Regions from separate parts of the Homo sapiens genome. Here regions 1 and 2 are each linked to region 3. Evidence: chromatin contacts called from ENCODE Hi-C or POLR2A ChIA-PET data. All regions are on one chromosome and are shown on one strand. The core of a region is the stretch at or near the end of the contact, and the rest is flanking DNA. Distances in the headings are between cores, read along the strand shown. Region 1 overlaps INPP4B (inositol polyphosphate-4-phosphatase type II B). Region 2 overlaps INPP4B (inositol polyphosphate-4-phosphatase type II B). Region 3 overlaps INPP4B (inositol polyphosphate-4-phosphatase type II B).

What was found. Hi-C counts contacts between places; a loop is a spot of excess contacts on that map. ChIA-PET counts read pairs that join two places held with the same protein, here RNA polymerase II (POLR2A). Pooled maps may share reads with other maps.
Region 1: a map of gastrocnemius medialis shows a loop between it and region 3 (2.5-fold over the local background). The contact joins two enhancer-like sites. A Hi-C loop is called at or near these places in 1 of 168 maps with a recorded cell type or tissue (gastrocnemius medialis) and 4 of 50 pooled maps. POLR2A ChIA-PET finds 5 or more read pairs at or near these places in 6 of 52 experiments (AG04450, PC-9, activated CD4-positive, alpha-beta T cell and 2 more).
Region 2: a map of endothelial cell of umbilical vein shows a loop between it and region 3 (3-fold over the local background). The contact joins two enhancer-like sites. A Hi-C loop is called at or near these places in 5 of 168 maps with a recorded cell type or tissue (CD4-positive, alpha-beta T cell, Caco-2, IMR-90 and 2 more) and 7 of 50 pooled maps. POLR2A ChIA-PET finds 5 or more read pairs at or near these places in 2 of 52 experiments (both activated T-cell).

The regions. Positions count from the first base shown.
Region 1 is chr4:142,407,069-142,410,536 of GRCh38, forward strand. All of the region lies in intron 5 of INPP4B (inositol polyphosphate-4-phosphatase type II B), which reads right to left. Among named protein-coding and RNA genes, the nearest start is that of INPP4B, 440 kb to the right of the region's middle. Within about 2 kb of position 2,008, at least 2 of the 41 ENCODE cell types and tissues checked have a DNase peak (open chromatin) inside an H3K27ac peak, as active enhancers do; they include PC-9, where a contact is called at or near this core.
Region 2 is chr4:142,126,874-142,130,642 of GRCh38, forward strand. All of the region lies in intron 18 of INPP4B (inositol polyphosphate-4-phosphatase type II B), which reads right to left. Among named protein-coding and RNA genes, the nearest start is that of IL15, 490 kb to the left of the region's middle. Within about 2 kb of position 1,863, at least 7 of the 41 ENCODE cell types and tissues checked have a DNase peak (open chromatin) inside an H3K27ac peak, as active enhancers do.
Region 3 is chr4:142,264,327-142,268,141 of GRCh38, forward strand. The region is part of intron 10 of INPP4B (inositol polyphosphate-4-phosphatase type II B); the gene reads right to left. Among named protein-coding and RNA genes, the nearest start is that of INPP4B, 580 kb to the right of the region's middle. Within about 2 kb of position 1,410, at least 6 of the 41 ENCODE cell types and tissues checked have a DNase peak (open chromatin) inside an H3K27ac peak, as active enhancers do; they include PC-9, where a contact is called at or near this core.

The DNA.
Region 1 (3,468 bases), core at 758-3,257, 140 kb after region 3:
ATGTCAACGTATCACCGGAAGGAAAGAAAAAGCTAGATTTAGATTTTCACTGTTCTTTGGTGGTTATTTTGATCATTTCCTTTACTTGCAATATGAATGTGTTTAATTTTATTGCTCATAAAATTCAACTGTTGGTTTTCTGCTTACAGTAAACAGCTCTTTTTCCGTTTCCTGATATTGACATATATCTATCAGAATTTTAAAGCTGAGGCCACTGTGTTTCAAATACAGGCATCTTGCCCACTTTCTGCTTGTAGCCCCATCTTTTACCTTGTGAGCTCATGACACCTTTGCTCAAAATAAGTCACTTCTTTTCTGAGTTCTTATCAGACTTGATTGTGGGCTGTGGTTATTTCCCAGAAATGAGCAGCTGTTCTCCATTTTATCAGAGAGACTCTCACCCTCGTTCCCCATAAAAACAGAGAAAATTTCTATTACACTGAAATGTTCTGTCCAACCCAATTTGCACATTCCCTAATACTGATAAAAATAATGATGATGCTTTGTATTTTTATTATATTCCACATCTAAAAACAATACGGTTACATCTTGTCAGGAAAACAATAATAGTTACATCTTGGGCTGCACTTTTTTCTTCCTACAGCTCAGAGGATTTACTGTACCCTAAGTCTTATGCAGCATGATATCCTGGAGAGAACCCGAGATCAGGCAGAATTCCTAAGCTGTGCTCCCAGATTTCCTGCTTTCTAGTTCTGTGGCACTGAGTAAGTCACAAACTCTGACACTTAATTGCCTCATCTATCTACCTACCTCTCAGGGTGGAAGTGAGGAAATTGGGCCTTTTTATAAATGGACTTTTCTATGCAAAAAAAAAGTTTACTAATATCATACTAATATATATTAATATCAACATTTACCAATATCTGGTGTTTTATTATTGTGTAAAATTGTTTTTATTGACTCAGTCATACTCAGCTTTTTAAAAGCTGTTACCAGGTCCAATATTTCTTCATAAATACCAAATTAGTACATGAGTCATTGCATTTCATAAGGTGAAACCTATTCACATCATGGATCTGTACATACTGAATCAGTCCCACCAGACGGCTGATAAATAATGAGTGATTGGATTGTTTTGTGAAGATATTACTCATATGATCACTATAAAATCTAATCCGTATGAGAATTATTTAGCAGCCAATAAAGAATCCTGAAAAATCTGTTTTCAGGAAAAAAAAAAAGTGAATGGGTGAGGTGGCTTATGCCTGGAATCCCAGCAATTTGAGAGGCCGAGGCCAGGATGACCTGACATCAGGAATTCCAGACCAGCCTGGCCAACATGACGAAACCCCATCTCTATTAAAAATACAAAAATTAGCTGGGCGTGGTGGCACACTCCTGTAGTGCCAGCTACTTGGGAGGCTGAGGCACAAGAATTGCTTGAACCCCAGGGGCGGAGGTTGCAGTGAGCTGAGATCACACCACTGCACTCCAGCCTGGGTGACAGAATGAGACTCTGTCTCATAAATAAATAAAAAGTTATATCTGTCTTCCAGCTATACTTACCACTGCTCATTAACCAAATATAATTCTACTCTAGGAGTGGCCTGCATCTGTGGCCTTCATCAGCTCAGAAGACTAAAAGAAAGCAATGCTTTGGGATTTTGCTTCTGTTTCGTTTTGTTTATTTAAGAATTCTACCCACTTCAATCTAATGGTCAGTAACAAACAAATGCTACTGCAATCCTTCATTCATCAGTAGATTTTTAATTTCTGCCTTCTTAATGGCTTTGCTTAGTATTGAATTGTTTAAAAGTGTTCTTAGACCTCAGAAGAGTTTAAATATGCAGGATGTTGATAGATGGGGATTCTAGTGTGCTTGTATCCAGTGTATTTTTTATTGAAATGTGGGAAAAATAATAATACAGAAGGAATATATTTTTAAACCATAATTTGTGACTTGTCATCAGAAAAAAAATAAAGAGCAATAAGTGACTTTTTATTTCCTGATTACTTTTGCTATGGTAACTAGTAACATGAGGGTTCACATTCTACTATGAGTAGCTGTGAGTGAGATGCCTACAGGCATCCCCAGCTCATATTTGTACAGGAGCCAGGCAGTTTTCACTCTACGAGAAGGAAATCCTCAGTGGAAGCATAATAATAAAAATAAATGGAGGGGGCCACATGCGGTGGCTCACGCCTGTAATCCCAGCACTTTGGGAGGCCAAGGAGGGCAGATTGCTTGAGGTCAGGAGTTCGAGACCAGCCTGGCCAACATGGCAAAACCCCATCTCTACTAAAAATACAAAAATTAGCTGGCCATGGTGGTGGGTGCCTTTAATCCCAGCTACTCGGAGGGCTGAGGTGGGAGAGTCGCTTGAACCCGGGAAGCGGAGGTTGCAGTGAGCCGAGATTGCGTCATTGTGCTCTAGCCTGGGCAACAGAGCGAGACTCCTTCTCAAAAAATAATAAATAAATAAATAAATAAATAAAGAGACTCAATATCTCCGGTGACTGAGACTCTATCTCAAAAAATAATAAACAAATAAAGACTCAATATGTCCAGGGAGGGCTAGGCACTGAACAAACTGGAAAGCTTACACTATGTCATAAGATGGAACCTCTATACAAAGTCATTGCCTGAAAAAATGAAGGCCCACTGTGTCCTTGATTTTAGGATTTCTCCAAAGCTTGAAATCCCCAGTCACTGTGCAGGTGAACACTGGAACAGCTGCACAAAATACATCTGTTTGATAGATTTGGCCAGAAGTTTTTCTGAGGAATAGAAATTGCCAAATTCTAGTCTTGACGCTTACAGCTACTACCTAGCCTCTTAGGAAGAGGGCACAGATTTTCTTCTGCTCCAGTAGTTCTCACTGGAGAGTCCAGAGCTAAAAGGTGGGACTCTTCAGGATTTTTGTGAAATCAAAGATACTGTCTATACCAAAATACTGCTTTTTATAAAATATCAGTTTCTGTTTCCTGTGGCCATTATTTCAAAATCAGGTGAAGGCTATTGAGTCCATGATCATTTCTATCATTCCAACCAATTTTGGCTGGAAGCCTAAAAATACCTCTTGATTCACATCAGAGAGCTCAGTCTCAGCAATAATCAATTTGAAGTAGAACACAACTGTTCATTCAGGTGCTTTTGAGTTCAGCAACACTGCTCGAATTCAAGTAGTTGTAAAGCATACATTAGACAAGGGGGGTGTCAACAAGCAGATGCCTGCCCCAGGCTTTCACGAGAGTGGTGGTGTGAACCACTGAGGCACTGTGAATTGGTGGTCAACCCCAAGTGACCATCTCTTTCCCCCTAAGAAAACTTTCTTCTGTGAAGTGAGGTCTTTTCTCTTGCCTCACTCTTACTTCATCTCTCTTCTTGCCATTCATTGTTAATGGAATCTAACAAAATTTATCCTCTTTCTTCCAGAACAAAGCAGTGGCCACAGGTGCGTGGGAATCAGTGAGGGGGATATGACAAGAATTTCCACATCTCTACAA
Region 2 (3,769 bases), core at 613-3,112, 140 kb before region 3:
TCTCCCTTTATTTAATTGTTGTTCTCAATATGAATGGGTAGACTAATAGACACAGGGAAACACTAGAAAAAACTTCAATAAATTAACCCAGATGTAAATTTTAAACGATAACAGACTGAAAACTGCTTTTGTTCTGTGCTTAGCTCTGTAGAGATTTGTTTCTACTAGAGAATTCCCAAACATAAAATACATCTTCTGTGCAGTAGGTGGCGCTGCTTAATCAGGCTGAAGCAGAACTACTTTGCACTTACTGCATTCAAGTAACTGATTTTTACTTTGTACGCAGTTGTATAGTTCCCAAACAGCATGTACTTATTGTTTAAGCATCTTGCATGGTACTATACTGAATCAACTGGTCAATACTTTATATGATTTTTCTAGTTAGAAAATTTAAAAAATAACTTAAGTGACCACATTTGTTTTCTTGCAAGACATTAAGTGACAATTCTAATTAAATATTTGTTTCTCTAAAAAGTATTTAAAGGAGAAAACTTTGCAGATTGTCTCATTAGCATAAGGATAGTTGCTTTATTCACTTCCATCTTCACTTATTTAACCAGTTGATTCTTAATTATAAATTACAATCAGATGACAAAAAAAACAACACCAAAACAAGTCTGGTTTCCAGTTTCACTAGATTGGAAGTGGAAACCCAGGATAAAAGGAACACACAACATTCTAAACCTAGGAACAGTGTTACATACTTCTGATACTAACAATATTCCAGTGTCTCTATTTTGCATAATTATATATACTTTTTATGGCTAAAATATCAGGACAATGACAATATCGGAAAGCATTAATTATGAATGAGAAAATTACAAGTTTGTGAGCAAGGTAATATGTCTTTAAAATAGTAGTAAGCCTTCTATGGAGGAACATAAGTGAAAAAGCTAAAAATACATTTTTTTTCTAGAAAAGAAACAATTTAAGTTGAGCAGATAATGGAAAATTGTACTGGAAAATTCCAATGCCAATGACTCCAGGTTTTCTTCTCTGTTAATATGCAGTCAGTGTAAATCTCAGGTTCTGAAATAAACACAGTGGCTACGACAGGCCAAAGCAAAGCCAAAGTCAGTTCATAAATGGCCTTTTTGCTCCAATGAACATCCCAAATCATTCTCACAAAGGAAAAATAAATGCTTTAGTCTTTTGCTTTAAAATATGTTTTGGGGAAAATTAAAAAAAACCCAAGCTTCAGCTCTTGACAGTTTTCAGACTTGTCACTTGCCCCTCACCTTTATGTCTCTCTATACCTTACAGTTTACATGGTGTTTATTTGGTCCTCCTGATAAAGATGAAGGTAGTATTCATTCATATATAAATATATATATGTGTGTGTGTGTGTGTATGTATATACACATATATATACGTGTGTGCACACACACATACACACAATCTTAGTTGAAACTTGAAAAAACTAAACTCAGAAGAGTGGATGTGTGTATTTCAGGATTTCGTACTTTTATACACACACACACACACACACACACACACACACACACATACACACACATACCTTTTTTATAAACCTAGTGAAGCTGGGGAGCTAAGGGTGCCCCACAATATAGTCACTGCCCCACTATCTCTGCCCTGAGCCAACTAGCCTCGCAGGCACTAAGTGTGATTTTATTCCCTGGGCTCCTTTCCATGACAGAGGGAAACACTAAGTGAATGTTTTAGTGTGTCTATAAGAACTTGCTGAGACTCCTTAACCCTGAGACCAACAAGAATCTTTCCTCGGGAAAACATAAAATGCATGTGGCTTAGCTGAGCTTTTCCTGAGCTTTGTGAAGTGTGTTGGGAGCCATCCAAGCACAGCCTCTGTTTTCCAGCCCTCTACTTGCTTCTCCGGCATATTCAAGGGAAGCTCACTGAAGGATTCAGAGAACGGCTGCTGGGTGCCCCCCTCACCTCCTCCACACATCATCTATTTCCTGTGCAGGATGTTCATGTCCTCTGAGCTCAATCACTCTTATGTTACTCAGGAGAAAAATAAAAGAGCCAAATATCAACCAACTGTAGCAGAGCATCATGCTTTCTTCACAATTTCTGAGCCATTCTCTTCTCAGGTGCTTGGTCTTCTTTGCTCATTTAAAATAATTAACTTCACAAAAGCTTGTAGCTATTGTTATTTCCGTTATCGCAACCTTTCAGACACAGAAAAAAGGAAAAGTAAAAAGATTGCACATGCATTAAACTTTATGCAAAGAGATAACAGAAGAAATGAGCCAGCTCTTAGGATTCTCTTAAGGTAACAAGATGATGAACTGTGAAGCCAAGCAATTAGAATGGCCATTAAGGGGGGCAATAAAATTCCCAAGGTCATGAAGTGAACACAGACCAAACTTACAGCCAGTAGGGGTTTTCATCTATGCCTGAACCCCAGGTAGTACAGAAATGGTGACCGGTTCATGGTTGGGGGCTTGTTATTTCCTGCTTATAAAATTTTTGTTGATTTTGAAGGGCCTATGCCTTACATCAACCCAAATAAGGGTACCTATGTGCCTCTGTGAGTGAAGTTCTTGTCTTTCAGGCACAATTTTGCAGTGTGAACATTAATAATGTGAAGGGATCAACTAATAATAAGGTTTCTTCTGCAGACACTTTATAGGTAAATTCCTTTGTATGGGCATAATACACGTCGCCAACTTTGGTCATAGACCCTAGACATCTGCCCATAGGAGGCCTCTAAATACCTGGACATATCCTAGGGGCACAGGGCCTAGAAACTAGGCTAATTCCAGACAATAGAAGAGTAATCAGGAAAAGAAAAGCACCTGTGGAAACTTGGCTGCTTCGAATGTTTTCCAGGCCACTCAGAATGTCCTTCTCCAACCAAGCCTTCCTGACCCTCTTCCTGTCTTTATAATCTACTGCCTGTCTCTGATACAGGAATTGAGAAATCTATTTTTATTTTTCTTCTTTTAATAAATGCTAATGTGTCTTTCTTATATCATTGCTCCCCCCCTCCTTTTTCATGACATCATGAGAAATGGACTCATTCATTGGACAAAGATAGTGTCTTCTATGTGAGGTGCTGTGGGTGATACTAATATTTTTAACTCATGCCCCCTCCTTCAAGGAGCTAAAATTGAGAAGGAAAGGTAAGAAGTACAAAGGAATACCTACAGTATAAGGTGGTATGATAACAGCTACAAAAGTTGGGACAGTGACCAAACGAGTTTTAGAAGAGAGAGAGTTTAGAGGCAAGAGAGTTCATCTCTGGTGAGAAGACTGTGTTCACTCATGGCTGTGGCATTTACTGCAAACTTAAAGGAAGTCACATGTGGAAAGTGCCCAGGGAAGTCTGCCTGGACTGCAGGTAGTAGACACCCACAGTGAGGCTTTGTAGGAATAGAGACTGAGAGGAGTGTTTGGTTTTGTAATGACAAATCTAATAAATAGATGCATAAACTGACCAAAGGGAGAAACAGGGGGTACTGGAAGAGAGGAAATAAATGACTGAGATCACTCAGTGATTTGGAGAAGGCAGGAATAAAACAGAAGTAAATGTTAAGCTGAAGCCATGGAATAAAACCAATGGGAGTCTAGGTATAGGCAGTCACCATGGTAGGGATAGGGAATGGAGGTCGATAGGGGTGGGGATAAAGGACGGCGCAGAGGATATGTGAACAGGGCAAGAGCTAAGAAGCAAGGCCACATCAGAAACAATGTGTATCAGACAGGGTGAATGAAGAAACAAGGTTTATATTAACCCTGAGAGGAAGGTAGCATGTGAATGTACTTTCCCTTGCCTCTATCTCAG
Region 3 (3,815 bases), core at 160-2,659:
TTGCTGACATACTAACTGTGAGTTTATGAGAGGCAGAAAGGAGTCAAAGGTGACTCCAATAAAAGAAAAAATGTTTTGGATACATAATGCAACATTCATCTACTATGCTAGTTTCGAAAAAAGACAATTTTAGTATTTCTCTTGTAATTTTTTCTTTCTACTACTATGTGGTTTTAATGCTTTATCTTCTATTTCTATGTGTGTATATATTGAAGTTTGAAACAATCTAATATGGTAAATGACCTCTGAGCAATCTTCCCTTGATAATAAATATGTGTTCATAATATGATTTATGGAAACAAGAAAAAGAAAGCAAACGTATGTGAGAAGAAAGAGTTTGGATTTTCACTTATATTTTATTCCATGCTCTGGAATTTAAGACTCAAGATTAAAATGTAGTATTTTATATAAAGGTACTGTTATGGACTGAACTGTGTCTTCCAAAGTTCATATGTTGAGGCCCCAGCCTCCAATATGACCATATTTGGAGATAAGGGCCTATATTATGGAGGTAACTAAGATTAAAAGAGGTCATAAAGATGGGGTCTTAATACTACAGGGCTGGTATTCTTACGAGAAAAGGAGAAGATACCAAAACACTCCCTCTCTCCCTTCCTTTCTCCTTTCCTCTCTCTTTCTCTCTCTCTCTCTCCCTCTCTCTCCCTCTCTCTCCCTCCCCCACTTCCCCTTCCTGCTTATACACAGAAGATAGACCATCTGAGAAGGTAGCAAGAAGGCAGCCATCTGCAAGCCAAGTAAAAAGCCCTCACCAGGAACTGAACAGGCTGGCACCTTGATCTGGGACTTCCTAGCTTCCAGAACCGTGAGAAAATAAATTCCTGTTGTTTAAGCCATACAGTTTATGGTATTTTGTCATGACAGCCCAAGCTGAGCAATATCAGTATCACTCTCTTATTTACGTCTACATTAGATAACATGTGTCACTTTCATGGCACATGACTATGGTGCTAATAGAAGTTTCATTCCTTTGTCCCTAGCTCATGCAAACCAGTGAAAGCAATGTTATTTTAGGAATAACTTCTATTTCAGTTACTTTCTCTTTCCATAATGATAGTCATTCATGTCTTAAATCACCGTTAGTAACAGATAATATTAATTGATTTTCTATGGATTTTTATTTAGCAGATGTACAAGGGTCCATGCATTTGCAGTTCTAAAAAGCACTCTAGGTGATTCTAACCACACTTTGAAAAACGCTGAGATAAAGTTATTTACACAATAAATATCATGCATGTTGGGCCTTACTATATATCTCAAACATCGATATTCTTAAAGATTGCTAAGAGAGTTTACAGTTACTTTATCAAAAATTTGCAAAAAAGGTCAAGGTTTACAAATAATCCAGACAGGGCAGAGCTGATGCCAAAATGTTTGATGTGTTTACCATTTTAGTCAGCTTATGACTCACACACGGTGTGTATTGCCACTGCCACCTCCTATTTCTGGAACAGCTCAGTTAAGTCTTTTTAAAGTTCATGTTCCTAAGCCAGAAACACTATGTAGGATTTGGGTGGGGGCATATCTCTAGGTATCAAGTTCTCCATTTATGAAAAGAGTATAATTTAATTTCCACTACCTTATACTATAGTGACATAGTCTGGAGTCAAAAGGTGGGCTAGTTTTGAGGAAAGTGGAAAAGTGGCTGGTAATATATTTAGAATCAGAGAAAGGAGCTCTACTTTGAAATGGGAAGTGTTTCTGCTACTGGTCTCCTGGTACACAGTTACAGGTCTAGGCATAATTATCTGCCTATTTCTGCTCTGTGTCCCCAGTTTAGCTTCCGAATCCTCCTTCCTTGATCTTGATGCAAGTGTTCATGTGATAGTGACAAAGATGAGTCTTATATAGAACTACAAAACAAACAAGGATGGAATGAAGGGATCCAGCCCTAAGACAGGGTTTCGAATGCACAAACTCAAGAAAGTCTGCTCCAAAACTTTACCATGGCCCTGATATTAGTTAATAACCTGATTTAAACCTTGGGCCTTCTTAAAATATTTTTATAATGTGGGATATATTCCAAGGAGAAGGGAGAGTAACAGAGAAGAACAAGGTTTAGGGTAGCAGAGAAGACCCTAGCCTATTCTGGGAAAAAGAAAAAAAAATTGAAAGAAAATATTTGATATTTTTGTAAAGTTAATAATTTGTTACGTGTTGGATAAATACCATCTTCCATGCAGCAGTTTCCTGGGTAAGAAAAATCAAACATGCTCCAAGATAAGAGACACTAAACCAGAAAATAAGTCACAATGGGCCTTAATTTTTTAATGTTCATTTATAAAGCTTTTCTTCTACAATCAAGAACAAGACAAAGATGTCCATTCTCACCACTTCTATTCAATGTTATACTGAAAGTTCTAGCTGGAACAATCAGACAAGAAAAAGAAATAAAAGATATCCAAATAGGAAAGGAAGAAGGGAAATTGTCTTTGTTTGCTAATAACGTGATCTTTTATGTAGAAAACCCTAATGACACAACCAAAAGAAAAAAAAAATCAGTTAAAACTGATAAATTCAGTAAAGTTGAAGGATACACAATCAACTCACAAAAATCAGTAGTGTTTCTTTACACTGACAGCAAACTATTTGAAAAAGAAATTAAGAAATCAATCCCATTCACTTTAAAAAAATACTTATAAGTAAATTTAACCAAGGATTTGGAAGATCTGTGTACTGAAAACTATAAAACATTAATGAAAAAAAGTTGTAGATAACACAGATAAATAGAAAAGTATCCCATGCTCGTGGATTGGAAGAATTAATACTGTTAAAATGTCTATACTACCCAAAGCAATATACAGATTAAATGAATCCCTATCAAAATTCCAATGTCATTTTTCACGGAAATAAATGTTAAAAATCCTAAAATTCTTAAGAAACCACAAAAGAGCTTGAAGAGTCAAAGTTATCTTGAGTAAAGAGAACAAAACTGGAGGAATCATGTCAGCTGACTTCAAAATCTATTATAAAGCAAAGTTATCATAATCAAAGTGGCATGTTACTGGCATAAAAACAGACACATTGACCGATGGAACAGGGCAGAAAGCCTATGAATAAATCTACACATATATGGGCAATTCGTTTTCAACAAAGGTACCAAAAACACAGAATGGAGAAAGGGCAGTCTCTTTAACAAATTGTGTTTGGAAAACTAGATGTCCACATGCAGAAAAATAAAATTGGACCCTTATCTCATGCCATGCTCATGCACAAAAATCAACTCAAAATGAGTTAAAGACTGAAAAATAAGCCCTAAAACTATAAAAGTACTAGGAAGAAAACATTTAAAAATGCTCCATGACATTGTTCTGGGCAAGATTTCTGTAATATGACCCCAAAAGCACAGGAACAAAAGCAAAAATAAGCAAATGGCATTGTATCAAACTAAAAAGCTTCTGCACAGCAAAGGAAACAATAAGGAAACAACTCATGGATTGGGATAAAATATTTGCAAACCATACACCTGATAAGGAGCTAATATTCAAAATATATAAGAAACTCAATAGCAAGAAAACAACCCAATAAAAAATGGACAAAGGACCTAAAAAACACTCGCAAAAGAAGACATACAAATGGCCAACGGATATATTAAAAAATGCTCATCATTGCTGATTACCAGGAAAATGCAAATTAAAACTACAATGAGATACTATTTCACACATGTCAGAATGACTATTATCAAAATGATGAGGGAGGCCAGGCACGGAGTCTCACGCCTGTAATCCCAGCACTTTGGGAGGCTGAGACAGGCAGATCACGAAATCAGGAGACTGAGACCATCCTGGCTAACACGG